2 separate regions of the Homo sapiens genome follow, and region 2 is linked to region 1. The links are chromatin loops, found by intact Hi-C in ENCODE. Cell type or tissue: thyroid gland. All regions are shown on one strand. Each heading gives the region's core, and the rest is flanking DNA. Links, peaks and the distances in the headings are about the cores only. Region 1 holds the start of LOC105372562 (a long non-coding RNA gene). Region 2 overlaps LOC284788 (a long non-coding RNA gene).

Region 1 (15,249 bases), core at 2,460-10,459:
TAAGAAGAACCATTCCAGGTCCAACTGTCTTCTGCAGACCTTCTGTGTGGAATCTTTTCCTGGAGTTGGAATAGCAGACTTGGGGATGGTGCTGTGGGTTTGTTTGGTTTATTGTTGAAATCCCAAGAAAGAACTTTCATTTGCAGCTGGTAAGTTGGTCTGAAGTCCCTTTATCGTCACCTGACCCAAGGCACATTCACCCAGACCCCAGACTTAAGCTGGCTAAAAGTCAGCTGGACTCTTACCTACTTTGTTGTTCCAGGAAAATGTGTTTTGTTTTGTTTTTGGGTTGAGTTTCACTGACCCTTCTCTGCCTCCTCCCTGCTCTATTTCCTTTTGGAGGGAAAATTATTTCAGAGATTTGCTGGATTTACTCATGAAGACTCCACCAATAAATTCCTAACTCAAAAGATTAAAGACATTTATGTACAGCATACAAAAAGAAAAAATCTTGCTTACATCAGAGTCCTGCTGTTTGTATAGCTTAATCAAACAGAGAATAATGTTTGACAGACAAGGACTAACACAGACATTTTTTGTTTTCTAAAACAAGCCTCAATTACTCAAAAAATGTTGCCTGCTTGGTTGGCTTTAAATGTTTTGATCTCCTTCTGATTTATGGCAGTCCCATGTATAGAAATAGATCTCCCCTTAACCACCTGTAAGCAGGTGTATCCCTTTAAGCACAGTTGCTAGGACCTGGGATTCATTCATCAACTGCAACTACTTGGAACCAGAAGCATTCAGCATCTTTTATCACTGTGACCCAGTCAGCAGGTCTATTTCATTATAAATATTCAATTCTATATAACCACGACAAAAGAAAAAAGGAAATTTAGGGAAAGACGACCAGGATCTGAATTCAGAGAAAAAAAGGAACAAATATTTATGAAATACCTATTTTTGGACCAAAACTGAGGGAGGCATGTTTCTTTCTTTTTGTTTTGTTTGGTTTCTGATGCTTGAAAAAATTAAGTGTGACTTTGAGCAAATTACTAAATCTTTTTCTAAAAAACATCATCTGTAAAAGTTAAACACATTAAATAAAAATAGTTACATAATGCCAACTTGTATTTATAAAGTGACTGATTTTCTTCTGTCATATTTTTCATGATTTACATTTTACAATATTCTTTCAAGTTCTTCAACTCCATTGCTTAGAAGATACTTTGAATTTTGTTGAACAAATAAATAAATGCATGACTAATTTGTTTTAAAAGGTGTGATGGTGAAGCATCATGGTAACTCTAGGAGATATAACTGAACACATACCCAGGCTTGGTGTCTTCTCATGAAAGATAAAGATGGCTTTTTATCATTTTTCTATTTTCCTTACAATCAGGAAACTATCTGTATTGTTTTTCATAAAATTTAAATGCTTTCTAAACATGCAAACCTAAAATGTAATAAAATATTATGTAGGTAAGTATTATGCAGGCTTTGGTTGCGATTTAAAGCAGCACAGCACTATAAATAAAGATGTGTATTATCTGACGCAAAAGCAATTTCAGGATATTCTGTAGAAATCACAAGGGAAGGCGAGTGCCATCTTCTATTCAACATAGTCATTTTTAGCAATTTTCCAAATGAGTGTTGTAAGATTCACCAAAATCAGCAAGATTGCCTAAGGGAAGTAGCTTCTTAGCATTACCGAGTTGAGAAACTGAATGCCTCTTAGCGAAGTTGACCAACTCCAACAGCCACCGCTGACAATGCTGTGTTTTCAGGTTGTGATTATTAACGGCCTGGAATTTCCAAGTTTAAGCATGTCTTCTGCAGTTGGAGGCCTCTCAGGGCCTCTGCCCTTTGTCTGAATTAGACATAGAAAACTGTATCTAGGAAACTTTCTCTTACTCTAGGAAGCAACAGCAACAGGTCTTGGAGATGATAGATGTGTTGCAAGCTCTGGTCTTCCAATTTGAGAATCAGTAGGAGTGGTGGTTGTAATACATCCCACCCTAGTCTTCCTCAATGAGCAAACAGATGGAGTGCTCCTCCTCGCAGGGCCTGACGGTGCGATGGGTGGGGCATCTCGCCAGCACATCCTCCAGCTCCAACTGACCCACCCTGGGGGAAATTGAAAGATAGCATCCAAGCTGCAGATCCTGCCATGGATCAGTTCTGCACTATTCCTGCAGAGCAGGGCTAGGGGCTGTTTGACTTGCTTTCTGTCTGCTCCTTTGGGCAGCTCTCATTTGCTTGTGAGTATTAGAGAAACCTTGTATGAGACAGATGTCCTCAGGGTGTCACATGTGCCCGCCCCTTTCTGATGCGAACACCTAATCTCAGAAGCCCCTTGCTTAAAAAGAGAAGGGGCTGCTTAGATGAATGTTTATTAAGACTAAGCTTTCACCCCACTCTGCAGACTTGGCTGAGCCGGTGGACAAGATTTCAGGAAGGAACTAAGCTCTGAGCTTTACTGATAGGCTGGTATGGAAAACCTTTCTGGACTCCTTAAATATATCCTTCAAGATTTTGACATTTCTCTGATTGGAACTGACAAATAGATCTTGGTAGGCCAAAGGTTCCACCCTTCACTCTAAAGCTAAGTTGGGTGAGTACTTGAATTTCGGAGTCCTCAAATTCTTTGGTCTTGAGGCTTTTTACGTTCTTAAAAATTACTGAAGTCCCCAGAGAGCTTTTACGTATGTGGGCAAAATCTATTTATATTTACCATATTAGAAATCAAAATTGAGGAAATATAAAAATATGCATTTATTAATCTTGAAATAATAATCAACCAGTTAAATGCTAACATGAATAACATGTTTTTAAATAAAAATAACTATTTTTCAAAACAAAAACAATTCTGGAGAAGAGTGATGTTTTTTACATTTTTGCAGATCTCTTTAATTTCACGCTTAAAAAGACAACCAGATTTTCGTATCTGCTTCCGAGTTCATCTGTTTGTATTATATTATTGTGGTTGAAGTATAGGAAGAAAACTATACTGATTGTTGTTGAAAAAGGAAATTTTTAAATAGTGTTTTCAAATCAGCTGTGGATATTCTTTTTTGATGCCATACCAAACCCCAGTAAGTGATAGTTTCTTTTTTTTTTTTTCCTTTTTTTTTTTTTTTTTTCCTGAGACAGAATCTCACTCTGTTGCCCAGGCTGGAGTACAATGGCACGATCTCAGATCCACCTCCCGGGTTCAAGCGATTCTCCTGCCTCAGCCTTCCAAGTAGCTGGGATTACAGGTATGCAACCCCACGCTCAGCTAATTTTTGTATTTTTTAGTAGAGATGGGGTTTCATCGTGTTGATCAAGCTGGTCTTGAACTCTTGGCCTCAAGTGATCCGCCTGCCTTGGCCTCCCAAAGTTCTGGGATTACTTACAGGCATGAGCCACTGCAACCAGCCAAGTGATAGTTTCTTGGAGGTGAATTGCAATGGGACTTCCAGAAAACATGTCATATTTCTATGCTTGTAAAATGTTCTTATTAAATAAAGGGTTTATTCCATTGTGATTATTTAAAAGAGAATCATCTTTTCTGTATCAGAGTGCCGAACATGGGCCTCAGCGGGCACAGCACAGCCCTTCCAGAACTCCCACCCGACATTTCCAGAAGCCTCCCAGATCTAGATCTCTCTCCCCTACACATTCCCCTAAATGTTTTTAAGGGGTAGGTGCCATGAAACCCGAAGATCCCCTCTACCAACAGTTTTGCTGGCTCTCTCCCTGTCAGAAGCAAAGGCCATTCCAAACGTGAATTCTGCTAGGTGTGCTATTGACTAGAATGAGATGGGGAGTCAGACAGGAAAGAGCCCAAGCTTCAATGGCCTTGTCGCCTCATTTACTGAATAATTTATACAATGTCAGGGCAAAGTCTTCTAGAACCCAACCTGGTAACTGCACCTTTGGCCTGATACCTCCCAATTCTGAAAGAACATATCGATGCTCAGCAGGGACAGAGGGAAGAATCAACTCCCCATCATGGAAAATAAAATGTTCAGCTGGGCAATAATGAAGCAAATGAGTAATGCCCAGAAGACACTACAGGTAAATACAATTATACAGTGAACACAGTGGCTTTAATAAGAGGTTTCTTTGTGCGAGACAGCTGTCCTCTGAGCACCTGCCCAGGACTCTTTTTTACAACAGTCTCCAGCTTTTGCCCCGACCCTGCTTCACACAATGGGGAAACGTACCATATTCCCATTCCCTTTATTTACAGTTCCTCTCCTTCCTGTCTGTGGACTATTGTTTCGTAACCTTTGTGGCTGTGTGTAGATGTGTGTGTCCACCGGGGCTTTGCACTCAACTACCAGCCCCACTATTGAGGTTTGTGTGAAGCAGCACAAAGAAGCTAAAGGAAAAAATATTCATAAGCAGCCCAGCTATCCCAAACCCAGCACTGGTGCCCCATTTCATGCATCTATGTGCCAGAGAACACAAGTGAAGCATGTCACCATCAGGGCCCTCTTGGCTTGATTTCACCTCTGCATCTGCATGAGAAGCTCAGGGAGTCACTGCTCATCGAGGGGTTTGGCCAATGGCTTTTCCAGTTTGCTGTCCACCTAGAATCTCAGCCCCTTCCACCTTTAGCCAAGCCCTCAAAGCGCTTTTTCCAATGGTCCTGAGCCATATGGCTTTCAAGGAATCTTTCTTTTTCCAAAGATCCCAGAAACCATGCTTCACCTTTCACTGTGGAGTATTTTTTTCTTGTTCCAGTTTGTTTCTGGGAAACACACTCTCTGTTCAGGTAGCTTCAGTTCCGGTGTGCTTGCCTGCACTGCTCAGCCCATGGACCTCCTGCTGGAGCCACCTTCTGAAAATGACTAATGAACCTCTCAGTGGCTTATCAGCTATTTGCTACCCTGAACTATTGCAGATATGCAAGAGACATTTACCTTAAAATGCAAAGAAGACAAGCCCATTTACTTTGGGTTCAGGCCAAGAAATTAATCTGAGTTTGGAGGTAAAATTCCTTCAAGTTCAAACCAATGAAGATCTATTTTAGGTACTTTTGATCTTTGAATTATAGAGACTTAGTGCCTTTTTTGCCTGGATACGTTAAACATGGAGGTCACTTTACCAGTTCAAGTTCCTGGGGGAAAGGAAATAATTTCATCATGGACAGGGCCAAATGCTGAAGCAGAGGCTTGACTTTCAAAGGTTGGAGTTCACAGTCCATTGTGTGCTTGGGTCCATGTGTCCACTGTGGTTTGAGAAATGACTTTTATTGGTAGTTAATATCCCTTCTCCAACAGATATTTCCAGGAAAAATATCTAACATTGAGCAATGGAAGCTGGCCTCAATCTGAAAGGTTGTTTTTGCTGTGCTTTTCTGAGAAGAGCCACATTGTCAATAGAACTGTCCCCAGAGAGCACTAATCAATCAGTGTGACCTCCAAAGGGGACCCAGTCCTAATCAGAGGTGAGGCCAGGGCAGATTGGATCTGGAGAGATGCTTCTGTAGAAAGCTGTGTGGGGACCGCATGGTGGCTTCACATCTCACTCCCTGCATTTGATTGTTACCGAGGGACACGTCATTTGTTAATGAACAACACTGGTCACCTTCTGTGTGGTAAGAGAGCCTGCAGAAAAGACTCCTGATCCAAACATTGGTGTTGGTGAAAGGAGATCAAAGAAAGTGTGCAGGAAGAGGTGACTTCTAAGCTGAGTCCTGAAGATTGATTGTCAGTTAGCACCTTAGGCAGCGCTTTGGGTTTAGTGTCCCTGAAAGGAAACTCTGAAACAAGGACCAGAAGTTTATGTGGGAGGTAGTCCCAGGATGCACCAGGGAGGGTGGGGAAGTGACACAGGAAAGGAAGAGGAGGCAGCCATGAAGGGTTTGTCATCATCGGGTTACCACTGTGGAAAACTGGGCTCAGTGCTAATGGGGACCTCTCGGAGAGTCCCCAGTAGGCATGGCATGCCTCCAAGACATCTGCCAGAGGAGAAGGAGGTGGGGTGTTTATCCATCAGCTCCTATCAGTGGCTAATGGAGATTATTCTCAGCCCTGCCTCAAGAGTAGCCCTGAGCTCTGAAGATGAGAGTCTTAAAGGTGCTTGGAATTGGACAGTGTCACATAAGCACACACAGGAATAGCCACTTGCTCTCCCAGGACACGCACAGCATCTCCTGCAGGGAGTTAGGGGACAAGTACCACAGCCATTCCTGGTAGAAGAGGCAGCCTGGAGACCATGGGCTTAGAGAGCTTGGACACTGAGTCAGGAGGGCAAAAGCGGAGAGTGGAACGAAACCTGCCTTGCAGAGCTGGGCGCTGTTCTGTTGTCTCCTGGGAGGTGGTTTCTCCATTCCAAGTTTGCTTAGGCCCCTGGGGAATAATCTGTGACTGAGTTCAGGTGAGAACTCAGGTTCTTCAGCATCTCCCCTTCAGTACATTTGAATCTGTCTCCATATATGTGTGTGTGTGTCTGTGCATGTGTGTGTGTGCGTGTGTGCATGTGTGTGTGAATATGTATATCTGTCAAATCCATGGAAAAACTGATAGGATTTCTAGGAGCCACAGGGACTTGGCTTAAGAAAAGCAGCTTCTTTGGGTCTGGAATGCAGCAGTACCCTGGGTTCAGATTGGGTCAGCCCAATTTGGCATCCCTGACCACCAGATGCTGCTGCTTGCCAGATTCACATAGGCAGAACTCCACGTGCAGGTCAGCATGTGGTCCTCCTGCCTGCTTTCAGCTCTGCCAAACCAGGTCCACAGCAGGGCCTTTGCACTTGCCCTTCTTTTCTCTGCAGCATCCTGCCCAGGGGCCTTTGATAATGGCATCTGCTTTTAGGTCTCAGTTCCAGAGCCTGCTCCTTGGGGTGGCCTCCTCTGAGCTGCTGACTTAGGAGAACTTCTTACTCCCAGCCTCCCTCCCCTTCCTGGGTTTTATTTTCTCTATATCATGCATTACTCTCTAAAATCATATATTCATGTGTCTCCTTCATTTAGCAGGGCCCTTGCCTTGTTCATTGCATTGCCAGCACCTGAGATACATTGCTGAACGAATGAATGAATGGACACAGGAGTAAGTGAATAAGTAGATGAATGAATAATAAATAAATGAATGAAGTGTTCAGCACAGTATTTGCCACAGAGAGAACTCAGTAAAATGGAGCATTTTATTACTTTGGATTAAAAGGAGAAAGAAGAGCCCATTGTAACCTCTACCACAAAAACCTCTCACCCAATTTTGGATTTCTCTTTCTGTTGATAACTGTATTTCTTCATTTAATTTTCTTCCTGAGCTTGCTGTATAAAGATCTTCCTCTCTGTTGCTATATTCTCCTCCCTCCCCTCACCTTTGTTCCTGAGCACTCAGGGATCCCTCCCTACAGTAAGCTGTCAAGACGAGAAACACTCTGGCTGCGATGATTGATGCTCAGTGAATGACTCTCAATGATTATTTTGTGCCTGTGTTTATTTAGCAGGTTTAAGTTTCATTTAATCCTGAGGAAAGGTCCTGGATGTGGACTGGAGATCCATAAACCTGAAAAGGGCCTGCAGGCTTGGTTTGCTTTTGATAAGCACTGAGACGTTGGATTCTTATTGAAATGAGTGGGCCCACCCACCGGGCCCTGCTCCTTTCTCTTCCAGGATCTGGTAAAACTCATTTCCCTCAGTTCATCTCTCACTGGCATGAGTGAGCTCCTCCCAGCAAACAGCCTCTGGCCGCTTGCAGGCCGCCAAACCTAGCAGGTGCACTGTGAACTTCATGCTTCCCACGGAGAACATCTCACAGGGGCCATGTGGTCCTTGTCCTAAGGAGGCAAAGGAGGAAGTTGGTGCCTGATACCCACAGTTAGATAACAAAATGCTTCCAACTCCAGGTGACAGTATAGACAGCACAGTGGGGAGTAGTGGAGACCGTGTCCTGTGGACAGAGCACCCCAAGCTCATTGAGGTGGACCCAGGCCTGGGACTTGGGAGTTGAATTGGTGTGGGCTGGGTGGACAGATTTCACAGGAGGTGCCCGATATATGTGCCAAGTATCTTGATTTCTAAATGCTGATGACTCATTCAATTTTTAAACACCCTATGCCGGCTGAAAAGCAGGTCAGCATGCCTCCAGCTTGTGCATGCGGGAAGCCTGTCCTGGAACCTCTGCAAGCACTCTTGCTTTATTTTTATTTTTTATTTTTTAGGGGTTTTTTTTGCATAAAATCTAGATCCTGCACAGAGCATGCCCTCACTTTTAAGATAACTTACTGTTTCATTTTCTTTTCTGTTAAGAAAAATATTGTTCTTGCAAAAATCTTTTCTTGTAGAAAATACAGATGGATGAAAATAGAATCAATAAAATCCCCCATAAATCTGCCATTGAGAAGAAACCTGCTGTAAGCATGTCAGAGAATGGTGCTTCACTCTCATTTCAAAGCATAGCTTTACATCCTTTCTTGTGAATTCTCGTTTGACTCCTGTAGAGAATGTCTACTGGGGACTACAAACAGCCATCAGTATGGTGGATTTGCAGAAGAAACTGCCCTAAGCTGTGTGTTAAAGGTGGATGGGAAACCGGAGGAGGGCATGGAAGGACAGGCCAGCTTCAGAGGTAAAGAGAAAGTGGCGTGGGAAGGAGACCTGTATGGGGAGAGCAGAAGGGTGGGGTGGATTGCATGGACATCAGCAGAGACTACTTCATCCCCTGCCCTGCTGCTCACATGCATAATGTGGTCGTACACTCCACTGGGCTTCCATTGGCCCTGGCAGTGCAGGAGTGGGGGTTTCCAAATCCAGAGTCCCTTGTATAATAAGACCCAGGTGTCCAGCTCCACTCCACAGGACCAGGAAGCATCCATGGTGTCTTTAAACACTATCAAATATCAAATATCAAATTGTTTTTTAAAACAACTCCCCTCCACTCCTGAATTTGTATGTTGTCTAACTCAGCTTGGTGGTGGTGTAGAATGGGGCATATTTTATCTACGAATTTTTGGTATCTGAGGTGGGTCTGAAAGCATGAAGAGTTTTTAAGTCAAGTACTGTGATTGCCTCTGTCCTCTGCCCACATCAGAGGAAAAATCATCATGTATTCCACAACTGCCTTCTATTAGACTCACTGGATAAGATGGAAATTCTGCCAGTTCTGGTCTGACAAACTTGAAGGTGTATGCAAGTTTAGAGCTGGAAGCTATTGGATTTCTTGTTGTAATAGGATAAGTCAGATTTCCAGGTTGATATGCAAGAGGAGAAGAAATGAACTAATAAGATAGCAGAAAGCTGGCTGCATGAGGTACCCAGCCATGGGAATCATGATACCAGATGAAGAGCAGCTCACATAACCTTTTAAAGTGCTTGGTGTTGGGCACAGTGTGACTCCTCTGTATGAAGCCCAAATAGTTACTGAAGTCTAATTCATTACCAAGTGCTTTGTGTCAGTGGGTTACAAAATATGGGCACAGACAAAGGAGACGTGCCACAATATTGGGATGAAATTTGGAAACAAATAGAAGTTGGAGCCTGGAGACATAGTTTCCTTTGAGAATATAATCCCTTTAGTAATCAATGAAAATGTCAGGAGGATTTTGAATTTCCCTGGAGTATGAGATGAAGATTTACATTCGTCCCTCGGTATCCACGGGGCATTGGTTCTAGGACCCACCTTGGACACAAAAATTCATAGATGCTCAAGCCCCTGATAGAAAATGACATAGTATTTGCATATAACCTATGTCCATCCTCCTGTATACTTTAAATTATTTCTAGCTTGTTTATAATATCTAATACAATGTAAATGGTATTTAAATAGTTGTATTGTTTAGGCAATAATGATAAGAAAGAAGTCCGTACATATTCAGTAGAGCTGCAATTAACTTTTATGGGGGATGGTGAATACTTTTGATCGGAGATTAGTTGAATCCGTGGTTGCAGAACCCCTAAATGTGGACGACCAATTGTAATGTGATTTGACCTGTGCTCAAGAGGCTATAAGACAATTGACATTAGATTTTGTTGTGATTTCTTCAGTTCAGCTGGTAGGCAACAGAGCATATGGTGTACATTCCTGAATAAGATATTCAATTAAAAGTGAGACACATTCCTTGATAGTGAAGCCAATATCCCTATTGCATCCAGACTGGTGTTATTTGTGCAGGTAAAGCAGAAGTAGGGAGAAACTCAAATGCACACAAAGCCAAGTGAAAGTCAGCCTTGATTACATCAAGCTGGCAATTTCAGATTACCTTGTACTTTGCAGAGCAGCAGTACTATTTGCCTCTTTCCAAAGTTCAAATTTCAGAATACCTGAGTATGTGCGTGAGTGAGTAATGGAAATTTGTATCTGGAGGAGGTCTTCTGCAAGGTGGTTATCTCCAGTGGTTTTTGTTAAGTACTCTATATAAGTTTCAAGAGGAGCATGTACCGTAACATAGGTACATGTATTTATTTTATACATACAAGTATATTATTATATCATGAATATTATGAAACACACAAACGTTATTTTTTACATAGTGAGATAAAAATACTTATAAATTTAGGATTTAATATTTTCTTCCCATGCCCCAGTGGGTCTGTTTGTCACTCCCTGGGGTGCAAGCCTGGCTTGGAATACTTCAAGGAGCAACAGGATCTGTCTTTGGAACAGGCATGTAACTTTTCAGAGGAAATGTTTTGGCTGGGTCAGAAGGATGCAGGGAGGGTAGAGGGAAAAGTGAGGACCAGTGAGTTGGGGATTTCTCTTTGTTACCATCCACAAATTGTGATGAAATCTTCCAGCAAGGCCTCTTGAGGTATGCATACCTATTTGCTGAATATAAAGGTGAGCATTTCCTCTTTAGAAGCAAGTCCTCCAGTTCAGGTGTTTGCCACTCAGCGAAGCTAGTAGTACAGATGGCTGAGTCTCTCTCTGGTGGGTAGGGAGCCAGTACACTATCTTGCACTCCTCTATCATCTCTGCCATGAAAAGAGGACAGGGAATGCTTCCCAGTCACCTAGCTCCAGGGACATTAAGTTGCATGGAAAAGAAGGGTCCTCAAACAGCCAGGCTATACTGGTTTTAATTTTGCTTTTAAGAGGTGAAGAGCAATATAGTATGTGTTATTTGTTGAAAAGTTAGTGTAAAATATGGCACAACACTTTTGCCAAAGCTTGCTTTTTGTTGTTGTTAAATTCTTAGGACCCATAAAATCACAACTAATACTTGAAATAATGACATCAGAATATCAAAAATGAGCTACACTCACCATACTTCCTATGCTTAATCAAATATCATTACTACCTGTGTCATGTGACATGGTTGATTTGCTGAGAAGCCCACATTATCCAAGCCCTGGGATTTACCTTACCATGGCTCCTTCCCTCCACCTGCATGTCTGTCCTGCCCACCCCAACAGAACCCCAGAAGTGGCCTAAGGCTGGCAGTGCAGGTCAGGGCAACCCTGTTTGCCTCAGGCTGTGGGCTCAGCAAGTGGCTGCTCTGTGTATTTTATGTGGGGTTTTGTGCCATCCTGAGAAACACTGAGACTGCCAAAGTATTGGTCTGCAGGTTAAGCAAATTAAAAAAAAAAAAAAAAAGCAAGAGATAACATTGACATCTGCTAATTCTGTTTTTTTCTTTATTATTTATTTATTTATTTGTTTTTTAAGACAGAGTCTCATGCTGTTGCCCAGGCTGGAGTGCAGTTGTGAGATCACTGCAGCCTTGAGATCGTGGGCTCAAGGGATCCTCTTGCCTCAGCCTCCTGAATAGCTGGGATCACAGGTGTGCGCCACCACACCTGGCTAATTTTTTTACTTTTATCTTTTGTAGAGACAGGGTCTCGCTCCACTGTGCAGGCTGGTCTCAAACTCCTGTCAGCAAGTAATCCTCCCGTCTCAGCCTACCAAAGTGCCAGGATTACAGGCGAGAACCACTGTGCCTGGCCTTTTGTTTTCTTTAAAACAGCTAAGTGGGGTGGACTCATGAGGACTAGGAGCAGCATGCCTTCCCCTCTACTCCACCCAAAGATTGTGATAAAATGACAACCCCTTTGGAGTTTAGTCATCATTAAAAGCAGTAACTTATTAGACGCTTAATAGCACTGCCAAGACTAATGGAGATGCAGGAAATGTGGGGAAAAACCTCATTGGTCATCTTACAAGAAGCTCATAGATAGAAAACAACACTTACCTGTGCCTGACCTCTAGAAACACCCAGGAGACTTTGGATAGGTGCTTTATACTGTCATGTGGCCCACAGTTACTGTGGATGTCTCAAGATGGGACGTGAGGCATGAAGGGTCACCCAGGTACACAGTGCTCTGCACATGCTCCTGCTTCATTCAGAGCCACACCGAGAGGAAGGGAAGCTCAGCTCGAATCCACAGATGAGAAACTCGCATTCAGAGCAGTTCTGTGACTTACCTGCGGGATTGCTTGGGCGTGGTGATGTGGCATGGCTGGAGTAGGATGCAACATCTCTGCAGGAGAGCCACAATGGCAAGTCACAGACTGCAGACAGGGGATGCCAAGAGGGTTTTGTTTTTCCTTGTGTATGTGCTTGTTTTTATTTTTGTTTTTTGAGACAGGATCTGGCTCTGTCCCCAAGGCTGGAGTACAGTGGCACAATCTTGGCTCACTGCAACCCCCACCTCCCGGGCTCAAGCCGTCCTCCCACCGAAGCCTCTCAAGTAGCTGGAACTAAAGGTGCTTGCTCCTATGCCTGCTAATTTTTGTATTTGTTGTAGAGATGAGATCTTGCCATGTGGCCCAGGCTGGTCTCGAACAACTCCTGGGCTCAAGTGATCTGCCATCCTTTGCCTCCAAAGTGCTGGGATTACGGACATGAACCACTGGGCCTGGCCATTTTTTCTGTGTGTTTTGATAGACCCACAACTTGAATTAAGCTTCATAGAGTGAGTTGGTATAAAGATGAGGATGTGGAGGCAGACACCACCTGACAAAGGCTATGTAAGGGAGTGGGGGGACCAGGAAAAGCAAAACAAAAGGCAGAACTGACTGAGCCAGAATGGGTGCTCAAGTGGAAACACAATTCCCTGGCTGATTCCTGGAATAATAGAGATCCATATCCATGTCTATATTTTATCTCTCTATATTTCCAAAAAGCATTTATGGAGACTAAACATAAAGTATAAGAAATAAAAGGTTTAAATAAGAGTTTGAGAATCATGCAGAGAAAGGACATCATGGATCATACTTATCAAAAGCCCAGGCTAAAATTCCCCATAGTTTTCAGACTTCTGGCAGCCAGTGCACAAAGGAAACTCTGCATTCTACAACTATACAATTTTCATGTCATAAGAAAGAATCATGACAATTTTTAAGAGTTTACCAGATTCATCTGATCTGATTATTAACAAATATTTTATTGTGTACATTTTACACGTCCTACAGTGAAAATGTAATAGTGGATCAAGTCCTAAGCAGGATTGATCAACAGAGTGTGTTGATCTCGGTGAGTCTCTGCTGGTAACATTCTGAATATTGGTGGAAGGGATGAGGATGAGGAGGGGAGTGTTTGTCAGTATGACAAATTCCTCTTCAAGGGAGGGTTCCCTGTTCAGCTGCAAGGATTCAGATGAGCCCACAGCCTCCAGACACATCTCAGCTTGTGAGCTCTTACAGGGCAGCCCCTGGCCAGTGCCAGAGCACAGCAGTGGTACAAGATCCTTGCAACTTCTGCCCAGTGAGGGGTTCTTCCAAGGGGTCGCCTTTTCTCTGAGCTCCCATTGTGGTGGACACAGACTTTGCCAGGTCTGCACTGTGGTCCAATGACCCTTCCAACTTTTTCCTTCCTCCCTTTTGCTTTAACACTGTTATCCCCCAATAAACTCTGCACTCCCAATTCTATCTCAGTGTCTGTTTCTCAGAGAAACCAATGTGCAAGAGTAACTTATTAGAAATTATGTTCCTAATATTATTTATGAGGAATTGATTGAAAGTAGTCCTTTCCATGACCCTAAACTAGTTTTAGAGATTTGCTTCTCTATTTATAACCTGCAGTAAATGCCAGCAGTTTAGTCTGCTTAGAGGGAGACCCTTCTATGTTAGACTCCCTAATGAGACTCGATAAAACTTCTGGGAAAAAAGCCTTGAGTACTTTTAACCTTGTTTCTTGCCTTGATCAAGCATTTTCCTTTTAACTCCTTCCAAACACAGGTAACACACTAGATAGCCTGTTCTCTTTCCTAAATACCAAATCTTTATTTACTTGGCAATTTAGAATTCGCTTCACTCATATAAGCTCATTGACAGTCGCTGCAACAGATAACATAGAAAATAGTCTCTGGTAGGTTGCAAGGAGATTCACGGGGCCCAAGCGACTTGTCCAAGTTCTTGCTCAGAGACATTTGAAGATGGGAATTTGAGGTTAGTTCTTTCAAAACTAGGTTCTGAACCCCAAAGTCCTTGTCCAGGTAAGGATATGCTCTGAATACTGTCATCTCAGGCTGAGGCTGACAAGGTCTCTATGCAGCCTTTAGTTATAATGCAATGGTTTTCTCCTGAAAACACGTTAGTCCACAAGGAAGGTAATTTTCAAAGAAGGCATTGGGTCCCTAGTGATGGCATTGGCTCCTACCTTCCTCCTGGAGACTGCGGTTGGATGCTCCTTTGACATGCCTCATCCCGGGGCATGCTGGCCCTGTTCTATTCACCGTGGAATCAACAGCCTCCAAAGAGCCACGGTGTCTTTGCCAGATGTACTTCAGAGTAGAGATTGTATAAGAGCCAAGCCAGTCTGCTTTCAAACTTAAAATACACACACAGACTCACACACAACCCTAAGGCAGAAATGTACCAGGATCCTACTCCAGAATGTCTCTGGATGGGAATAGGCTGAGACTCACTTGGCCTTTTCACCAGCACAATAAGGGCCTGGCAGGAGCCACATCAGAGCCCTGAAAGAGAGGGATGCCTCTTAAGCTGACAGGCCACCAGGAGGGCATTGCTTTTAATTTAACGTGACAATGTAGTAATTACAAGCCTTCTCTAACTCACTTGCCTGAAGGAACAAAGGAGGATTCTCCCTGGAAGAATGTCAAGGAGTCAGATGGATACGCCCCCTGTTCCCTGGCCTTTTCCAAGCATACCCCACCTCCCCGTGCCCTGTCCTAAGCCAAAGGAATAGAGATGTGGATTCATTTCTTCATACACAAAGACCAGGAATAAAGTGGCTAAAATTAAATGATTTTCTTTCTACCCTGAGAAGAAAGTCACAACCCTCTCTCTGTTGCTCAAACTAAGGAAAAATACAGTGTGGTCTTTAGGAGTTCAATTCAAGTGAAAGGAAACACCCATGCAAATACACATTCACACACATGCAGAGAAAGCCTGTATGTTACACCATCTCTTA
Region 2 (15,249 bases), core at 3,297-11,296, 60 kb after region 1:
CTTCTTATCATCCAGGAGCCCAGCACTTTAATACTGAGTCATACCAATGTTCGGAGAAGGAAGTTTGCCGCCACTAACACACTTCAAAATTTGGATTCAGAGTTAATTCCTGTAGTTCAGTATAACCCTTCCCAACTGCTTCCTACCTAGAGGAAAAAGAAGTAATTGAATTAAAAAAAAAGTCCCAAATTATTCCCTGGGTGGATTCCTAAGAAGCATTTCATAATGAGAAGTTTCCATAAATGCATTTAATAGATTCTTTGCAGACTATTAACCCCTTGAAAAGGAAGAAGGAACAAAGAATGAAGGTAGTGTTAGAATAAGGCAAGTACCCAGAAAAATAATGTGATCTACATTCAGAAAAATCTCCTTACATTATCCACATTACTTCAATAGTACATATAAGATTCCTATAAAATTGTGGCTTATAAGCAATACTTTCAACTTCCCGTCAGAGCTGGTTTAAGCAGCAACATAGTTTTTAAAAATATTTTTTGGAAACTCTGATACAGAATGCATTACATTTTTTATATAGAATTCAGTATTATTCAGAGCTATTTTCCTGATATGAACAAACTTGAGATCTCTCCCCCTTCCTCCCTACTTTACATTTCCGTCGTTCATTCCTTCAGCAAATGTCGCTGAGCACCTTCTGTGTGCCAGGCCCTGTTTAGATTATTGGGGACATAGAGGGCAGTAAGTTAGGCCTCATCCAAGCCCACTGGACCTGACATTCTTGTTGCTGTGGCCTGGTGCAGTCTCATTCCCTCTGGTGCTGACTTTTGTAAATTCCTCCCAACTTTCCCCACCTCTAGTCTGTCAGCTTCCATCCCTTCCACAACTCTGGTTATTAGAGTACTATCCTTAAAGATCAAATCTGACCATTTCACACCATCCTTCTTGCTTCCTTTCTGTCTTCCATTCCATATAACAAAACAATACAAACATGCAAATTATTCCCCACCAAACAAAAGCAAAAGGAAACGAAACCTTTAATGGGATAAAAGGAAAGTTCATAGGATAAGAAAGGAATTCAGAGTCCTTTGAAATCACATTCCAGATCTTTTTCCCAAGGTCCTGCATGTCTTTCTTGGTGTCTTCTGTAGGCCCTTTGATGCCTCTCTATGTCAAAACGGTTTCCCTATTTTGCCTTTATTTAAGTGTGTCTTTTGCCAGGAATGTCCTCTCCCTCCATTTCTGTCTATACAAAGTTCCCCATGTTTTACAAGCCAAATTCAAATGCTTCCTCCTTCATGAGACCTGTAGATACTGGTATCCTGTTGGTACCTCTTGCCAAATCCATGTTCATGTTGATAGTTTGAATTCATCTGTGATGAGAGTATCCAAGCCGTGAAAACTGGCAAATGCTGAAAATCAGAGCTTGATTTATTGTTTCGTTGTTTGTCTAGACTTAAGAAAGTGGTGGAGAAAATGTTAATATAGCAGGTTAAACTTAAAAATGTGCTGCGTTTATAGCCATTATATTATGAAAACACATAAAGCATACTTCAGGAAATATTTTTTGAGTATTTGAAAACTGTTCTCCAATTCAACAAAGAAGCCATTCATTCCACTGATGAACAACTAAAGTCCCAATATATGTCCTCATTGTTTCACTTTCATTTTACTACTTAACATCAACAAAAACATCAACTAACATTCATGTTGGAGTTGCATTTGCTCATCATTGAGGTGAGGGGCTTCTTTGCAGAATCTGAGAGTGATCAAGAATTGATTTGTAGGCTGAGCATGATGGGTCACACCTGTAATCCCGGCACTTTGGGAGGCCAAGGCAGGCGCATCACTTGAGGTCAGGAATTCGAGACCAGCCTGGCCAACATAGTAAAACCCCGTCTCTACTAAAAATACAAAAATCAGCCGGGTGTGGTGGTGCCCACCCGTAGTCTCAGCTACTGGGGAGGCTGAGGTGAGAGGATCACTTGAGGTTGCAGTGAGGTGGAGGCGGAGGTTGCAGTGAGCTGAGATTGCACCACTGCAATCCAGCCTGGGCAACAGAGCGAGACTCCATCTCAAAAAAAAAAAAAAAAAAAAAAGAATTGATTTGTAGTTGGCTATGAGGGCAAAAGTTCAGCAAAATCAACAAAAGAATTCTGTTAAAATCAATTAGCTATATGGAATTTATAATTAATAATATTTTAAAAAAATATTTAATTGACAAAAATGTATATTCAAAGTATACTATGAGATGACGTGATATACATATACATTGCATAATGATTACCACAGTCAAATTAACTAGCACGTCCACTACTACTCGTTACTATTTGTGTGTGTGTGTGTGTATGTGTGTTAATCCTTAAAATCTGCTCTCGTAAAATTCCAAGTTATCAATACATTCTCCAATTATGCATTAGATCTATAGAACTTCTTCATCTTATGACTGAAACCTTGTGCCCTTTGACCAAAGTCTCCCTATGTCTCTCACTTCCCAGCCTTTAATCACCACTACTCTGTTTCTATGAGTCAGACTTTTTTAGATGCCATGTATTAGTGAGATTATGCTGTATTTGCCTTTCTGTGTCTGGCTTATTTCACTAGGCATAATGTCCTCCAGGTTCATCCATTTTGTCACAAATGGCAAGAATTCTGTCTTTTTAAGGGCTAAATAGTATTCCATTGTATTCTACATTTTCTTTATTCATTGATCTCTTGTCAGTGGACACTTAGATTGTTTCCATGTCTTGCTTATTGTGAATGATGCTGGAATAAACATGAGGGTGCAGATAATTCTTCAAGATTCTGATTTTGTTTCCCTTGGATATATTACCCAAAAAGGAATTGCTGGATCATATGATAATTCTAGTTTTAAATTTTTGAGGAATCTCCATACAGTTTTTCATACTGCAGCACCAGTCTGCATTCCAACCAACCACAAAGGCTCTCTTTTCTTCACACTCTCGCCAACACTTGTTATTTCTTGTCTTTTTGATAATAGCCATCCTGAGGTGTGAAGTGATAACTCATTATGGTTTTGATTGTCACTTCCCTGATGATTAATGATGTTGCTCACCTTTTCATGCACTTGGCCATTTATATGTCTTCTTTGGAAAAATACCTACTCATTTTTAATTGAGTTATTTGGTTATTTTGCTATTGAGTTGTGTAAGTTCCTTATATATTTTGGATATTAATACCTTATCAGATTTATGGTTTGCAAATATTTCCTCCCATTTCATAGGCTGCCTTTTGTTTTGTTGATTGTTTCTTTTGCTGTGTAGAAGCTTTTTAGTTTGATGTCGTCCTGCTCGCTTATTTTTGCTTTTGTAGCTTGTGCTTTTGGTGTCATATTAAAAAAAAAAAACATTGCTAAGACCAATGTCAAGGAACTTTTCTCCCATATTTTCTTCTAGATATCTGTAACAAACACGCACACACACACTTTTTGCCAGAGAGCCATTTGTTAGACATTTACCAGAATATAGTAGTCCCTCCTTATTCATGATTTTACTTTCTGCCATTTCCATTACCTGTGGTCAACCACAGTCTGAAAATATTAAATGGAAAATTCTAGAAATAAACACTTCATAAATGCTAACTTGTGCGCCATTCTGAGTAGCATGATGAAATTCCTCACTGCCCCACTTTGTCTTGCACAGGACATAAATCATCCCTTTGTCCAGCATCTCCACACTGTAGACACCACCATCCATCAGTCACTTACTAGTCGGCTTAGTTATTTAGTGTACATAGGGTGTGGTACTATCTACAGTAGCAGGCAACCAGTGGGGTCTTGGAATGTATTCCTCAAGCATAAGAGGGCACTACCGTACCACTATCAGGCTGAGGCAAGTATCCTCTGGGATTGCTTAGCACAGGAGGAAGAGGGAGGACTGCCCAGCTTACCTGCTCACCTGCCCCTCATGTGGCTCCTTGGAGGCCCCCTGCACTACCATGTACATGTGATGCCCCAGCAGCTCCTCCCTGCTGCAGTCTCCTCCTGTGGTTATTGTGGCTGAGCCTTCCCTCAGACCTTGTTCCTCCATCCCTGTAATCCTAGATGTGTTTTCATTCCAAGCAAGTCCTCACATATTTGTCCTGCGTTGGTTAAGCTCTCTAAGCCTTAGTTTCTCCATCTGTAAAGTGGGAACAATATTAGTATCTACCTCAGAGCATTGTTGTAAGTAAAAAGAGGGTAATGAATGAGAAAATCGTGGCCCACCGCCCTGGCACACAGTAGGAATAATGCCAATAAACATCACAATAGCAAATGTGGCAAATATCTGCTGAGTGCTTGTGAGACTTCCTTTGGAATCTCTATTTATTTACTTTTCATGGCAATCCAGTGAGATGGATTCCATGTCACTCCCATTTTACAGATGAAGAAACTGAGGCACACAAAAATTAAGATATGTGTCCAGAGCCCCACAATAGGGGATGTTCGGTAAGCTACTATTGAAGAGTTAGACAACATCAAAACATGGTTTTCAGATATACTCCCCTTCTCTCTTCTCTTTCTTTTTCTCCACCCATTTTTCTTTATTCTTACATTCTCTCTTATTCCACTGCATTTCTGATTGCTCATTTCCACTTTAGCCACTTGAAAGGAAAAGGGAGAAAACGTCAAAGAAGGTTCTTTGTTTTTCTGTGAGTGCTTCACTTTCTTTGATGCTTCCTTTGGGGTTTTATTGACTTTTTAAAAAATTGTTTTGATGTAACTTCAAACTTGTAGAAGAGTTGCAATATCTGTGCAAAGAAGGAGAAAATATACCTCATTCAGATGACACATTTATTTCCATTTTCTCTCATGTGCTTTATCTTTCTTTAGAACTCTTTGTCTTCTCTCCACCTATTGTTCGCCAAACATCAAATTGATGCTGTCAGCTGTCCTGGCTTTACAGACTGCTGTACCAACAACTTGTTTCTCCAATTCCTCTCCTCTATATTCTCATATATGATCAAAGTTTTAGTTTCCTTTTCTAATTACAATTTTCTTCCTGTCTGTTCACAGCAGAGTCCTTTCAGCCACAAGTCTTAATAGTTTGTGTGAGTGTTAATCTGCTTCTCATAGAGTCACCATGAAACACACCTTAGACAGGTATGTGCTATGCTGTCCAAAACCCTTGGGTCTGAAAGTGTTCAGAATCCAGCAACTTAAAGATTTTTAAAGATAAGATGAACAATATTCCATGTGTTTAATAAAATACCCAGTGGGGTCTAGGGGAGCAATCTCATAATTAAACACAAATATTTCTGCAGCAAATGCATGCAGAATAAAAGATTTTACATATTCTCAGTACAGTTCATGTCATGTTAAAATTTCAGTATTCAGAGCTTCTTGCTTTTTGGAATTGCACACAAAGGGTGCTGTAATTTTTTATATGGTAGGGGATAGGTTCAGATAAATACTTTAGTGACTGATCAACTATATAGCATCTAAATTGCATAAAAATTTAGTAAGTAGATCAATTTTATTTTAATTGACATATTAAAATGATTATAATTTCAATAGAACATAAAAAACAGGATATTGACAGCTAAATATCCCTACATACACCAGAGTAGGATTAAAGTCTTAAAGATAAAAAGCAAAGACTAATGCTTTGTTTTACAACAAGAAGGTCTTCTTTGAAGTCATAGGGAAACAAGGTCTCAGCTGTAGCAAATTGCGTGGCCTTCCAAGAGAGCAGGACACATTGTAACCATGGGGACTCCAGACCGTTAATAACATTCTATATTAAAGAACAGATAGTCTGTAGTCCCAGCACTTTGGAAGGCCAAGGCTGGCAGATCACCTGAGCTCAGGAGTTCGAGACCAGCCTGGCCAACATGATGAAACCCTGTCTCTACTAAAATACAAAAATTAGCCAGGTGTGGTGATGGGCACCTGTAATCCCAGGTACTCAGGAGGCTGAGGCAGGAGAATCGCTTGAACCCAGGAGGCAGAGTTTGCAGTGAGCCAAGATCGTGTTACTGCCCTCCAGCCTGGGTAACAGAGGGAGACTGTCTCAAACAAAACAAAACAAAACAAAACGAAACAAAGAATAGGCAGGCCTATGTACCAGATCACAGTCCATACAACACATTAGTTCACATAAGTGCAACTAATACATTCTATTCTATAATAGCACAGCTTGTTATCACATAAAATTACCAGCTTCCTCATAGTATTGTATGCTTCTTATGTTGACTAAATAGATAGAATGAATATTCCCCCATGTGGCAACCTCTATTGAGTCTTCTTTTCTCTGAAACTTTTAAAAAATACATACTTTCTACCAAATTCCACCTAGCATGAGATTGGACACTACCTCAAACTTTTCTCAAATGACTTCATGAGTAATATTCATTTGGTACCTGTAGTAGGATTTATGTATTCTAAGCTAAGAGTTGATACTAAACAAATATTTGAGATTGGTTGCAATAAATCTAAAGAAAAAAACAGCAAATTTCAGTTGGGATGCAACTTGAAATTATCCCAAATATATAAAAGTTTTTGTGATGAATTTATTGTTACATATAATATATTCTCAATATTCACTTACTGAGGTTGATTAACTTTATGCCGTTTTAAGCATTGGGAAACAAACTTAAACAAATTGCCACAGTCAAAAGTCAAATCAGAGTACCAGTGATGTTATGTTTTAAAGCCTTCAGTGTAAGTAATGAATTGCCCAATACATCATGGATGATTTTAAGATATTCCTTGTTTGAGTAAGAGACCAGAAATCACGTTTGCCAAAAGAACACTCTTTTCCCAAGAATGCAGCAAGGCTCCCCATCCCCAGGAACAAACATCACTTTTTTCTTGATGTTGCCCTTAAAATATGAGGCTGAAGTTCAGAGTTAAGCACATCCTGGAATTAGGAACTCTCACCAGCACCAGGTGCAGGGAAGTAGGCAACTTTGCCACTGGCTTATTTTTTTAAGGAGACTGTGCCTGTACTCTCTGAGCAAAGTGGCAATATCTGCAGCTGCCTGCCTGCCACCAGACAGCCAGTCCGATGTGAATTATTTAACAGAAGGTATTGCAACCTCCACTCACAACAGAGGAGGCTTCAAGATTTGTGGGTGACACCCTGACAGGCTGCAGGATCAAAGCCAGGATTTTAGAGAAGAGGTGCAGTTGAGCAGTGCCCGCTGGCCAAGGAGCCGTCATGACCTAGGGGCAGAGGAAGAATGCCAATCCATGCTGCGAGGGTGGCACATTCCAAGGACTAAACCAGAAGAAGTAAGGCCAAGTGCTGGCAAGAGGGAGCCACAAACCAGAATGATTACGTTTTTAAAGCACTGCTTCCTGGTTCAGACATAAAATTATATTTAAATGTCCTGCCTCTTTGCAATCAAAAGAAGCTAACTGAAAGAAACACGCACTTCAAGGCTGTAAATCTGAAACTTCCTAATCCCCGAAAGTCCACACTAGACTTCTTGCCTCCATGGAAACAACAAAGCATTCAGCCAACTGATTGGCCTCCAATGAATTTTAGATAAGACAGCTTGGAAGGGAATGGATGTGATTTTAATGCAGAAGAAAGCGCTGGAAGGGAGGTCCACTTGGTTCATATTTGAATAAAGCAAACAAGGCAGACGAAAGGCTGACAGCTGTAAATGACATTGTCAGTACAAAAATTATCAGCCAGTTTACAATCTGTTTGCTTATGTTGAACAAACAGACTGTGTGTGGCATCCTTCGGCCTGGTGAATGGCAGAAATACTTGCGGGCTTCAGAAAAGCTATCTGCTCTCCTGCAGCCCGGCCACAATTAGATCGCCATTTGACAGCCACACTGAAAAGGAAACTGTGTTCTCTGCCTTCCCCCACACTCCCTTGCCTCTTTGCTTTCTCTTTTCCTTTCTTTCTTTTTCTTGGTCTTCTTCTTCATAAGACAAGCACTGAAGTTGGGTAGAGACACTCGTCCTGTTGTATCAATGGCGTGAATTACGTTAGTTCTGTTTCTGGATCAAGTCGTTTACTGATGTGTCTGACATTCCAAGTGGGAGATCTTCAGTAACCTAGCAAGGCTCAGCGCCAACAGTCTTCATTTTTTATTCCTTACAGGAAGCAGAATCCAGGAGCTCCTGAAAGAATGCCACTTTTTTCTTCTTTGTGCAGCCTGTCTCGCAGACCGTTTGCTTTGAACTTGCTAGCATTGCATTTGGTGCCGAAACAAAACACAAGCAGGGCTGTGGAGCTCTATTTCCCCTGAGCAAGACCCCGATAGCACAACTTTCAGGAGGGAATAAAACCTAGTGGGCGCTACCGCTCCCGGGGAGCTATGCTGAGTGTTTAACCCAGCCCCCAACCTGAAAGGAATGAGTTGTGTGGTCCCATTGCTTAATCCCCTCTGTGTTCTGCAAACTCAGAACACAGAAATAGCTCCTTTTGTTCAAAAAGAATGGAAAGCAAACACAGGTACTAATTTTATCCCTCACGTTCTCAGAGGCTGCCTCTTGTTTAACTGCATCAGAGAGATTTAAGCTGCTGGGAGTGGCTTTTTTCACCGGGCCCGAGGCTGTTTGGGCACTGGGAGCTTTTTACCTAACAGATTCCAGCTCACCTTGGAGTAAGCGAGTGACACACCTCCTTGCCCTGGGCGACAAGTCACCTCTGTAGAGCGCACACACTGGAAAACAGAATAACCTCATAGGAAGACAACAGTCTACAAAATCTAGAGTTCTGATTTTCATCTTCTACCTTGTGTATTGTCATTATTTATTGTGTCTTATTCTTGCTAGAGTTAGCAAATGTATTCATTTGAGGAGAGGATCAAGTCTTTCTGTTACGCCTTCCTTTCTTTTCTCCTTCTTTAATATAAAGAATCTATTTAGAGGTACTTGGTTTATTTGACCGGAAAAAAAATGATGATAGGTGAGTATGGTGTGTTCGTCACAGATAAAGGGTACATCACAGGCACACACAAAGCCGGAAGCCCGTGGTAATTACTGGTAAGCAGCGAAGCATCAAAACACCTCTTGTATGAAAGTTCATCCAATTACCACTAACCTAGAGAGGAGAGTTATGTTGCACTGTGCTTTTCATTTTAATCTAAATGGCTGTTTCTTTTTCTCTGATATGGCCATCGGTCATAAAGAGTTGACCATCATCAAAACTGTTTGATTTGGAAGTCTGTAGTGTTTGGCTAAGAGGGCAAATGCAAATTTGATGAAAGAATAAGGATAAATTTACATATCAGCCTCAGCTCACATGGAGAGAGTAAACATTCTGTTTATCTCAAGTGTCACTTTATGATTTCAGGAGAATATAAAACTGACCTTGGCCCAGTCATTGCAAAAGGCCTAAATGAAATATACGGTTGTCTAAATACAATTTACTCAAGTAGAACTTGTCAGCAAACCCTGCGGAACTCAGCAAACAGGACTGGAGAGCGCAGCGAAAGAATTTTGTTCTGATAAACTCCAAAATGAAATTCTGGAGCAAGGAGTAGGTGAATAAGAAAGGTTAAGAAAAAAAATCCTACCTCATGAATTTTATGGTAATTAGCGTGAATTAAAACATCCTATTTAGCTGTAGTTTTAGGCTTTAGTTATCTAAAAATTAGAAAATAAAAACAAACAGAAAATTTTAAACGCCAATGTTAAAACTGTAATGTATAGTATTCTTTTACCAAACCTTTGTTTTATCATTTGGGGACAAGAGTAAGATCATCATTTGTTTGGTTTCTAGAAACTAATTGATTCCAAGAACTTTAACACTCCATAGGTAGTTTACACTGCAAGAGGATAATTCCTTTTGGCTGTTTAAATCAACCACGTTTGCATTTTCCACAACATTTTTAATTAGTTTTTTCTCAGGCTAAGTCAGCATTCATCACTGGGTGAACGAACATCAGACTTTGTTCATAATGGAGGCTTTTGAGTGTGCAGAAAAATATTCCAAGACAATTGCAGGCATCTGAACTCATATTTCACCCCCACTTTCTTGTACCCAAAAGTTCAATGTGGAAAATGAAAGCATAAAATGAGATTCTTTTATGGAGAAAAGTTGATGGCATAAATAGAGTAAGGGGGTGAGGGAGTATATACATATTTTTAATTTGAGCTATTCTAGAAACTTTGCCCACAGTAGAGCAAATAATAATAATAATAATATTCTGAATGAAATAAAAGGTGAAGAAAATTTGGCAGAAATGAATAGTTTTAATTACAAAAATAAAGAATATTCTTGTAGGACCTGTTTATGCATTTACCTTTATAGCCCACAAAATATTTTTTAAGTAAATAATTATCTATTTATATTCACATAGAATAATACAAAGCTTTAACGAAGACCGCAGAAGAACTTCATATCTGAGTACCATTTGCAATCGATTTACAAATAATGCCAGCATCCTTAGCGACTTCTTCAGGCAAGGTTATACTGGGGGTTTTTGAGGCTAAGCAGGTAAGAGTGCTAACATAAATGAGAAGAAAGTACCTCATTGTTACCAAAACTGTAGCCAGGCTTTCCACGTGGGGTTTGAAAAGAGATTGACATGTTGCCCTCACTGGAAGGAGAGTAAAATCAAGTTTGTGTGGGGTGGGAGGAGAGGTTGTATGTATCTGAGGAAGTCAGGCTGTTGAAATGCTTTTCCTCAGTGTCCTGTGTTCACATACAGGTGAACTGGGAGTACCGCACACAGCATGGCTTCCAGCCTGAAGTGACTGTAAAATGCCAGTGAATAGAGAGGCTCAAGGCTGAGTAAAGGATCCTGCACACTCAACAGGCTCATCCTTCTCTGCACCCGAGTTGTTCATAGAGTCCCAGTTACAGAGCTTTCAGAAGGCGGAATTCGTCCACAGCACACTATTGATGCCTATCGAATCTAAGGAAATTAACTAAGAAGGGAAGAAATAATCTTCATAGAAAAGGGATTTGAGAACCCAGAAGAGGGTATGGGCCTGGCAGTGTGCATGCTGCAAACTATGCACCATCACTGGCCTAAAACGCACCTCTGTGTGCATCATTTACTCACGTTTAAAAATCACCCTCTACTTGTTCTCCTGTGACCCTCATTGGACTATATCCAGACAGCACTGAAAGTGATAGCCAGAAAAAGTAGAAACAACCCATGTGTTCATCCACTGACGAATGGATCAAAACATGTGGCGTGTCCATCCATACAAGGGGATATTACCCAGCAGTCAAAAGGAGCAAAGAACTGATGTATACCACACCATGGCTGATTCTCAACAGTATGTTCAGTGAAAGAAACCAGTCACAAAAGCACATGTACTGTATGTCTATTTATATGAACTGCTTGGAGGAGGCACCTAGTGGTTGCCAGGGGCTTGGGGTGGGGGTGGAGGGCAGGAATGGGGAATGCCTGCCCCCTCCATGGGGTTTCTTTGTGGGGTGATTAAAATGTTCTAAAATTGGTATGGTGATGGTTGCATGAGTCTGTGAATACACTAAAACCACTGAGTGGTACACTTTAAACAGGTAAATGTTATGGTATATGAATCAAATCTCAATGAAGCTGTTAGAGAAAAAAAACAAAAGGAAGCAAAACCTGACATCTAGAGTGTTATGGAGCCAAAATGAGCTTTCAAAAAGAATTGCATAGGCCCCTGAGGAACCATGGAAAGCAACATGAACGTGAACTCCAAGCAGGCCATGGGCCATCTCCAACCGATTCCACCCAGGTGAAGGGAGCAGGTGTCAGGATCAAATCCTGACTTAAAATTGGTAAATATTTGTTGGTTATCTATGCTGTACTAGGCATCGTGGCCCACAAGGGAGAACAAAATTTCTTGTGGAGCTCACAGTCTAGGAGAGAGGCGAATATATGCAATTAGCCAGACCACAAGTGGCACAACCATGCATGTCATTAACAGTGGGCTTGGAAGTGCAAGGGGCATCCACTTACCTCTGGGAATCCCTGCTGCAGAGCAGGGAAATCAGACAACAAGTTTTCTAAGTTTAGATTTTATTCTGTAGGTCATGAAGAGTCTCCAAAGTTTCTTTAGAAGAAAAGTGATAAGATATTTAACAGAACCCAATGTTAGGTTCTGTGCTGGATCCCAGCACAAACGCACGAACGCAAGCTTGAGGATCCATGATTCAGCAAACCTTCAGGTCCAGGGAAAGCACCTGGAAGCTTCTCCCTTTGCAGCATTGTTGTAGGTTGAAGGGATTGTGTGGTTCTCCAAACACCTAGCAAGATTCTGGATTGCATGAATACTATTAAGCCTCAGATGCAAGTTGGAGTAAGTTTACCATTCTGAGACCTGAAGATCACATCTGAAGGCCTCATTCAAGCCTAGATACCTCATTTCCAAGGACCACATATAGAGGAATATGGGCAGGACTTGGGAAGAGCCAATAATTACAGAATATAGAGAAAGGTGGAAGAAAATATGAAAAACCCACTTAGCCAGGGCAGGTATCCAGCCTTACCAAGCCCCTGCTATGGACTGGGTGCTGTGTATCACTACCAGCATTACTTCATTTAATCCTCAGAACCCTAAAAGGGAGAAGATGGGTAATGATATTATCCCCATTTTGCAGATTAAAAAACAAAGCAATAGAGCAATTGAGGAATTCGTCTAAGATCATTTAGTAAATAGTGAAAGTATTCCAACACAGATCTGTTGATCATCAAAGGTTGTACCTTTAATCACTGTGTTATTCTGCTTTCTTGTTCCGAATATTCTTAAAATATTTAAAAACTTGTCAATAAAGAAAAGCTTCAAGAAGGCAGCAAGTTCAGTTTCTGAACTCTGTAAAGAAGAGATACACTTTCAGAAAGAGTTCCCAGTTGTTGAAGATGTTGGTGCAGGAGCCAAAAGACCATTTGTCGGAAATGTGGATGATCTAAAGTATTATAATTAAATGGCATATATGTGTTCTGTCAACCTGGTTATTCTGATGTGGGATCCTACTAACAGAACCAGAACCCCCGCATATGGCCATGAAGGTTGGATATTGCATGACTCCAGGGGAGGGATGCTTCATATTCAGAGGCATTGTGGATTTTCATATAGATCATGACAGTTTTCCTGAAGATTTTAGTCAAGAGTGCGAAGGGAGAGCTGCACTCTATTTCTTATATGCTCCAAGTTTCCATTTGGACCCTTAAAGGCGCTAACCATATCTGACATAGAAATATAATTTTAAAGGAAAGGGATGGATAGGCATAAGGCCAGAGATAGGAATATGAGTTAGAGGGTAATGGTGATGACTTCAGCAATAGGTAAGGAATGAGGGTGTGGATAAGAATAGAGAATTGATGAGGATCAGGAAGCTATTTCATATTTGTATTAGTCCAGGAGAGAGATGAGCTGGAAACACAAATTTAGGAGTCGTGAATATGAGAAGATAGTTGAAGGTTAAGGGAACTGGTAAGTCTACATGAGAAAGACCAAGGAACAAGAAAAGACAAGCATTGAAAGCTTGATCACTGTGCAAATCTAAGTCACTGGTCAGGAAACAGAACGTTTTCTGCAGGTAGAAGGTGATTGACAGAGAGAGTGTTTCAGACAGTGGGATGATGGAGAAGTTGATGGACCTCACAACTTGGATTGCTGTCAACCTTTACCAGACCACTTTCAGTAGATTGTTGATGGAGAATGGTACAGAAGTCCAACTGACAAATTGTGGAACAATAGCTGCTCAGAAAGTAGAAATAGTGAGTGCAGAAGGGTGGTGTTGGAGGAGAAACCCAGGGAGCTGTAATTTGAGGTGAAAGGAAGTCACGGGAAGTTTTTTTCATGGGAGCATTGGGAAGACCTGTTGACACAATAAATAATAAATCCTTTGTCAACAAAAGCCATATCTTACACATCACTGTAATATCTAAGGTAAATTTGGTGCTGAATGATCATGTCCCATAATTCCTATACTGGCACATAATAGAACAAGACATTTATTTGTGGGAGGAAATCTAAATGTTTTGCTGTTGAATCGCTTGGGAAGATGGCTCTTCTCTTGCAGTATTGAGAACCTGCACTTGATGTTTTAACAAGGTGTGAGAACACTAAAAAGGAGGGAACAAAGCTTGTAAGCAACTCATAAGGCATGATTCCAGGATCCAGCCTCAGTTTCAGTGAGTCCCACTTCTACATTTCTCTCAAATGCACCATGTGACAGAGAAACTTGGGAGAGTCTTGATTTGGAGGGTGCAGAGTGACTGGGAGACTCAGAGGCCAAGAAACTCTGAAGCCACTACTTGCACTTTAAATTCTTCCTTCTGCTGTTTCTGAACCAGCCGGGAAGCTGTGGCTGAAACTCTGATCATGTATCAAAGCTCTTAAACTGGCCTGGGGCAATTGGTTAAAAAAAGAAAAGGAAAAAAAAAAAGCAGCTGGAACCATTTTGCCATCCCATTGTATCATTATTATTAAACTCTTAGGAGAAAGGATTTTGCAAAATAAAAAGCATGACATATTATAACTTATGGGGAAAAGCATGACAATATAGCATGACATGTTGAAAGAGCATGGCATGTTTTAAAACGTATGATGTGGTAAAGCATGACACCTTCTAACTTCCTTATTACTTTCTGATTTCCAAAGTCTTACTGTTTATTAAAGTAAACAATAGTGAGATGATGGATGATTTCCATCATCTTCATTATAATATTCAACACTTAAAGGTAATATTTGTTTTTATCCTTATGTCTGTTCTGTGTTTTCTTTACATATACACATAAGCTATTATTATTTGTATAATTAAGTTCAGCACTCAATGTGTTGGCTAAATGAACGACAGCATGTACTTTTTGATAATTTTTCTCTTAGAAATACACTGTCAGTTGTTTCCATAGTTCAGTGTGTTTGTCTACTGCTTGATTTGTGTCATCTTCATATTATTCCAATCCTGTACACATATTTCATGATTGGTTTGGACATTTTGGCTGCTGGATACTTAGATTGCCCTATCCTTTTTTTTCAGTTACATATGATGCTGTAGTGAATATCGTCTCCTCAAACCCTTGGTATTATCCCTAGGAGAATCTGATATCCTAACATATATCCTACTTCATACAGAATAAATTTTAAGGCTTTTATATTTATTGTCAAATTGTGGATTAGAATGGTTAGTCCAATTTATATTTCCATAAGCTGGCATGAATGTTCATTTTCCTACATTTTTATTAAGTGCTGGGCATATTCATTAAAAATAAAAATGTTGGCCAGTTTTATAAGATAAATGTGGAATATTGTGTGTATATATATCATATGATAAATGTGTTGGAATTATTGAAATTTTCATTTGATCACAAGGTTTTAAAATTATTTCATATATTTGCCATCCATTTTACCATCTATTATTTCTAGCTCTTCTTCAGTG

Evidence for each region. A loop is a pair of places that touch in the nucleus more often than their neighbours do. Peaks named below come from ENCODE experiments on the same cell type or tissue, not always from the same donor. Only the 100,000 strongest peaks of a DNase experiment are listed, where the experiment ranks them.
Region 2: a loop joins it to region 1, with 2.5 times the contacts of the local background. A loop is called at or near these places in 6 of 110 quality-filtered maps.

What each region holds. Positions count from the first base shown.
Region 1 is chr20:22,455,909-22,471,157 of GRCh38, reverse strand. LOC105372562 (a long non-coding RNA gene) reads left to right here and starts at 3,913. Exons shown (of 4, transcript XR_937337.3): 1 at 3,913-4,002; 2 at 8,381-8,508. LOC105372563 (a long non-coding RNA gene) reads left to right here. Exons shown (of 3, transcript XR_001754711.1): 2 at 2,366-2,554; 3 at 3,094-3,131. RefSeq lists an enhancer at 14,341-15,155. In thyroid gland, for the core only: no CTCF peak of the experiment used is centred there; no DNase peak of the experiment used is centred there.
Region 2 is chr20:22,396,436-22,411,684 of GRCh38, reverse strand. It overlaps LOC284788 (a long non-coding RNA gene), which reads left to right. Exons shown (of 3, transcript NR_027090.1): 2 at 10,223-10,359; 3 at 10,574-11,352. Among named protein-coding and RNA genes, the nearest start is that of LINC01427, 120 kb to the right of the region's middle. RefSeq lists enhancers at 1-143, 7,784-7,893, 6,523-9,810 and a silencer at 5,480-5,774. In thyroid gland, for the core only: no CTCF peak of the experiment used is centred there; no DNase peak of the experiment used is centred there.